Linked DNA regions of Homo sapiens: region 1 is linked to region 2. Evidence: chromatin loops called from intact Hi-C (ENCODE). Cell type or tissue: gastrocnemius medialis. All regions are shown on one strand. Links, peaks and the distances in the headings refer to the core of each region. The heading gives the core; the rest is flanking DNA.

Evidence for each region. A loop is a pair of places that touch in the nucleus more often than their neighbours do. Peaks named below come from ENCODE experiments on the same cell type or tissue, not always from the same donor. Only the 100,000 strongest peaks of a DNase experiment are listed, where the experiment ranks them.
Region 1: a loop joins it to region 2, with 2.0 times the contacts of the local background. A loop is called at or near these places in 4 of 110 quality-filtered maps.

What each region holds. Positions count from the first base shown.
Region 1 is chr15:61,156,422-61,159,330 of GRCh38, forward strand. All of the region lies in intron 1 of RORA (RAR related orphan receptor A), which reads right to left. Among named protein-coding and RNA genes, the nearest start is that of RORA, 71 kb to the right of the region's middle. In gastrocnemius medialis, for the core only: no CTCF peak of the experiment used is centred there; a DNase peak (open chromatin) is centred at 1,710; H3K4me3 peaks cover 1,233 bases; H3K27ac peaks cover 2,500 bases.
Region 2 is chr15:61,227,761-61,230,669 of GRCh38, forward strand. It overlaps RORA (RAR related orphan receptor A), which reads right to left and starts at 1,542. Exons shown (of 11, transcript NM_134261.3): 1 at 1,293-1,542. The coding sequence starts at 1,458. In gastrocnemius medialis, for the core only: a CTCF peak has its summit at 1,721; DNase peaks (open chromatin) are centred at 634, 1,471 and 1,726; H3K4me3 peaks cover 1,978 bases; H3K27ac peaks cover 2,100 bases.

The DNA.
Region 1 (2,909 bases), core at 300-2,799, 71 kb before region 2:
GGCACCCCTACAGTACATGAGTCATAAAATAGCTCCTGGAAGAGCCAGTTCCATCAAGTCTTCTCAGCAACTCTCCATTACCTTCCCCAGAGACCTGGAGAGATGGCGCCAGAGAACAGCCCAGCAGGAATCTGTGGGAGTGAAAAGCAAACAGGAAGCCTGAGACCCTAGGAGGTAGAAGCACTCTGAGAAGGAGGAAAGTTCTGGAAGCTACAGCATTATAAGAGCCATCCTTTAGGGTATAAAGATGAAATACAGCAAAGGCTTGGAAACAGAAAGACCCTTAAAACTTGACGTCTTCTCCAGACTCCCCCATGTTATAAGAGATGTTAAATCTGAGGTGAAAAGAGGTTAATAAATTTGTCAAAGTCACACTTTTATAACTTAGTACTGGCCCATATCAAGGATTTGCTTTTTCAAAGGATTTTCCAGGTTGCAAAATATGGCCAGTGCAGATTCAGCCCAATACCATCTATCTTTTGTAATGAATGGTGAGAAGGATGTTCATCTTGAAGAACCTGGGTACTGCCAGAGCCTCCAGTTCCTTCTAAATCAGCCAAACAATAGTTTGATCAACATATTTTCAAGGTAGAGTATAATTTATCCTTTTCCAAGCTTCAGAAAACCAAACAACCCTGCATGGTACATGTAGTAAATCTGAAACAGAATATTTAATTAAGGTAGCACACGGCACATGGTAGGTACTTAGTAAATGTTCGCAGGATGAAAAAAGAATGACCAAAACCAAGTATTTTGACCAAGTGAGAATAGATTATATCCTCTGAACCATTAAGTTTTGACACCTCTTAGGGAAATAAAAATAGCCCTTTTGGCATAAATGTAGGCAACATCATGAATATTGAAAGGAACTTTCAATCCAGAGACCTCTGTGTTGGGCATGACACCCAACTAGCTGTGTGATGGTAGGGAGGTAGGTTAACTCTTCTGAGTTTCAGCTAAACATAAAATGTTAAAAAATACCTTTTAAAGTTAATGGGTTATTTGTGTAAACTAAGTGATATAGTGAATATGAAACTACATTTATAAAGTTTAAAATACTGGACTCAGCTAGGTATTTGCACTACACAGATACAATATATTTGATCCTCACAGCCGTTTGTACCCAGCTTACTTACCCCATTGTTCTCCAGGAGCCAAGATTTAAGGGACAGCCCTCCTCACCATGTGCTGGCACAACGAAAGGCACTGGGCACACACAGATAAGACAAAGAAAAAAATCTTTGCGATTGATTTTAAGCAGCTCTCTCCCATTAGTGTATATGTTTTAAAGGAATCTGATTCTCTTTACATCTAGCTGAGTGACTGGCCCTAGTTTCGTGACTGCCACACAGTAGGCTGTTATTAAATGACTGTTAAATAAATCGATAAATAAATGTGTTCATGGTGGAAGGAATGAAAACAAACCCAGCATTGGGATAATCGCCCCATCCCTCAGACCCAGATTAGTAAAATTCCATAATATGCAAAGCTGAAGAGAGCAACAGAGTCGGGCCTCTGAGGTATGTGTATGTTCCTCAGCTGGAGCCAAATCCCAGACCCTGGAGAGCATGGAAAGCCACAGTTCAATTCATGAGAGGACGTGCCAAAGCCCAACCCCAGCTGCACACTGACTTGTCGGAAAACTTACCAAATTCCCTTTCAGAAGGGTTTGCTGTGACCACTATCCCAAATGGAGTGTTGGTCACATGTCAGACTTGGACGCCAAGTCCTTGTCCACAGAGTGTGGGATGAGCAATTCCATCCTGACAGATGTGATCCCTGGAGTGCTCGAAGTGACAGTGTGGAGTTTTCCACTCCTCCAGACAGCGGGCAAATATGTGCTGATCTGACTTGGCTTAAACGAAGACCTGACAGCCTTCTCCTCTCTGGAAGTGTCATCTCAACTGGAGATCAGCCAGGATGTCTTTGCAAGTTGTGGGTTCTCAACTTTCTAGAACTGGCGGGGGCTGGGAAATCTGCAGCATTAATTGGATATGAACTTTTCATTCCTCCTCCAAGCTGGCTAATGTTGGTCAAAGGCATATGATGTTTAACCTATTTTATGTCTAAATGGCTACATAGCTCATTACTTCCTAGGTGGCTGCCAACCTTTGCCTTTATTGAATAAACAATTTTTGAGCACTTGCTATATGCCACCCACTCTTCTAGATTCTTTACAAGTGTCCACTTATTTACTGCTCATCCGCTCCCCCGAGGTAAGTACTATTATTTCCCTCAGTTCGCAGATGTGGTAATAGAGACCCAAAGAGGCTCAGAAACTGTTCCTGGTCTGGATTGTTGCGGGAGCTGTCGTGTCAGCTGAAACAATATTTGATGAAAGACTGTGCACTTTGGAGAATAAAATGGCTCTGTTCCTCTTCAGGAGTGAGTCATTCTGAAGCACGTTCTATGGCATTTAAAGGATGAAGGCAAGGATGAAGTGGGGAGGTCCGCAAGGAAAAGTACATTGGGAATATTGCATTCACATCTGCACCTTTAACCAAGGACAGAGGATATCAAGGGAAGTACACATTCATGATGTGGTAGGATCTTTTCTCAGATTCAATCTTAGTCATTTTACGACTAGACCTCAATAAATCGCAAGCATGGTGTAACATATATAAATATACAGCTAGACATAGGTAGATATAAATAGATAGACATAACTAGACAAATCAGACTCTGATTTAAGAACAACTTCCTACCCTTTGTTAACTGGAAAATAATCAGCTCTCATAGATCCTCCTACACAGAATGAAAGGGGGTTACTTAGCCTATATCAAGAGTCCCATTTATCAGCCTTTTTGAAGGAAATGCCACACCCCTTCGAGACACATCTCTCCCTATAAAGAAGCAGCTTTGCCTTTCCTATTTACCCATCTACCCTTGCTGAACATCATTAAAACATT
Region 2 (2,909 bases), core at 252-2,751:
CTGGAGAAATCCTCTCCGTCCCCAGCTCCAGGCGGCTCGCGCGAGCACGCTTCCTCCGGAGTGACAGGCGCGATTTATACATTATTTACAACAGTAATTAAAGCTGTAGCTTCCTCCTGTTCTTTGCAAACTCCAGGCGCATTCAAATAAATAATCCCCCACTCTCGAGAAAAACACACATCAGGTTCCAATACCTTCAAGAAAGAGTGAGCTTTCCTCAACAGCTCACTTTAGGAAAGGAGGGAGCAACTGAGTCCCCCCCATCCCCCCCAACACACGCAGACACAGACCAAACACCAAAATGAAGAGTAAAAATCGCCAGGGGAGGAGAAAACATTGCTTGCACTATCCAACCAGCATACAACTTGCACTGACCATCCCCAGGTTCCTGCAGAAATGCTTGGAACCTCCGAGAGGGAAGGATTCCCAGAGCAGAAATAAGTTTCGGTGCTTGCTTTTGTAGACGCTCCCTCCGGATGCGCGTGGAGCGCCCCACAGGACCGCCGCCCTCTGCGCGTTGGCGCGCACACGCCCCCCGCCAGCCTGGGCGCCGGGCTCCGAACCCCCGGTCTGCAAACTTGCGCATCTCCCCTCGCCGCGCCCGCCAGACAACTTGGCGAACAGCTCGCCCGCCCGCACCCCGCTTCCTTCGGCCCTTCCTTCAAATCCCAAACGCACCGCCGTGCTCCAAAGAAGGTGTCCACGTCGCCCCCAGACCCCGGAGCGCCCCCTCTCCACCCCCGGGACTTCCCAGGTCGCTCACTCCTCCCGCCCCCCGCCCAGATCTGAGAGGGACCGAAAACACACCCCCGACTCGGGCAGCCAGGGCCGAAACTGTCAAGAGGAGAAAAGGTAAAGCGGAAGGAGGGTGGCCATAAACAGATTTTTTTGCCCCTTCTTAAAAGGACACTGCCGCTTTAAAAGTTTCTTTCCCGGGCCCCCACTCCCCGCATCTCCGTATTTTGGGGGAGCGTATTTAATTGAGGCAACGCAGCTTTCCTCCAGTGTTTGCAGAAAAATCAAAGCCAGGGGGGTGAGCCCGCCGGCTGTCAACCTTCCCGCCGCCTCCCCCGCCCCACTCTGCTCCCGCAAGCCGAGAACGGGCTGCAAAAGTTTGCAACATTTCTGGGGGGCGGAGGGGGGAGGGGAGGGGGGTCCTCCGGGCTCGGGGCGCCGCCGCAGGCTCGCGCGCGGCCGCCGGACCCCGCGCCCCGGGCGCCCGCTCCCGGCCGCCCCCCGCTCCGCGCCCGGGCTCCCGCCGCCCCCTCCCCAGCCCCTCTCCAGCCTCCTACCTCTGCTGGTGCTGGAATAGCTCTGTCTGCGCACCGGGGCAGGCGGCTCGCTCTTGCGGGCGGATTCCTGGTTCAGCGGGGTCTCCCTGGAGCCGGCGGCCGCGTCCGCGCCGCTGCTGCCTGGCTCGCTGGCGGCGGGGTCGGGGGCTGCCGGAGCTGACTCCATGTTTTTTCCCAATGTAGAGATCGCTGGAGATGGCGAGCTCCGAGACTCCCTCTATCTTCTGTTTTCAGAGCAACTCTATGGTACCAAAAAAAAAAAAAAAAAAAAAAAAAAAAAAAAAAAAAAAAAAAGAAGGAGAAGGCGACCGGCGAAAGCAGGAGGGAAAAAGCAGGCGGCGGCGGGCGGGCAAGCAAAAGCGCGAGGGAGCGCGCGGAGTGTCTGGGTGGACGTGTGTGTGCGCCCGAAAGGGGACAAGAGGCGGGTCTGGCCACAGGCAGCGCTAGCGAGAGCTTCTCCAGCCGGCCCCCACACCCACATTCCCCACCCTCCAGACCCCAGACCGAGAGCCACAGACTGGCTGCCAATTTTGGGAGGTGGGGAAAAGAGGGGAGGAGGAGAACAGAGCCTCCCGCGCCCCAATCCTCCCCTCTCCCCAGCCCAGGGACAGAAATTAAAATCGGTGAGATGATTCCGTGCCTACTTCTGAGACTCTCTCGGGAACAGAACTCGTCCCCATCCGCTGCCAGCTTGGGTAGAGACAAATCCGATTGTCCACGTCCACGTTGGGAAATCGCAGGTAGCCCCCTGCCAGCCCTGCCGAGGGCTGAGGAGAAACTAAAAAGGAATTAGAACGGGGCTGACATCCCAAGGAAGGCGGAGGATGGGAGGACGTGGCACTTTTTACTTTGGGATGGGACGGCCAGTGGGTTTCCAATCTTGGTTAAAGACATCTGTGTCTAAAACAGATTTTGTGAATCTAGAAGCGCCATGGACAGTTTCTGGCATGGTTGAAAGAGGTCGCTTTCAGCTCCTTTGCTGTTTGTCCGCGAAGGATCCAGAAACCATTTGGCAGGGCATTTTCTACTGAAGAAAACTTTGGCCTGTTTGGTCGACAACTATCTAAGCTGGATAAAACATGCCACGCTGCATCTAGCTCAAGCGTGGCTGCTAATTGTCAATTCCCACTGGTACTTTTCCTATTAAATGTACAGTCTCATCCATAAAAGGTAGATATACTGGAGAGGCATTACTAATGCCCGGATAACATTCAGATAATTAACAGCTCCTAATAATTCGTATTATTATAGGCATCATTCTACACCCTCCTCCCATTGAAATACATTCATCCCCTAGTAGGTACCTAAAACTCCAGGAAAGCAGATAATTGCATCATCGTTACCTTGACTGCAAACTCCAAGATGAAGGAACAATACAAATTGAAAGAATGGAAAATACTCCAATGGTAGTAGCCTGATTTGTCTGCCTTCATACTCAATCTACCACTTTCTTTTGCCTGCGAAGACACTGTGGAAATACGCCCCACCTTCCTTTCAAAAGGATCCAAAATTTTGACAATAAATAATATTATTAGAGGCCAGAAGGTGGCATAAATATATGTGCTTCAGAACGTGGGGTAGGCGGAGGGAATTGGGGGACATTTTTCTTTTGCTAAC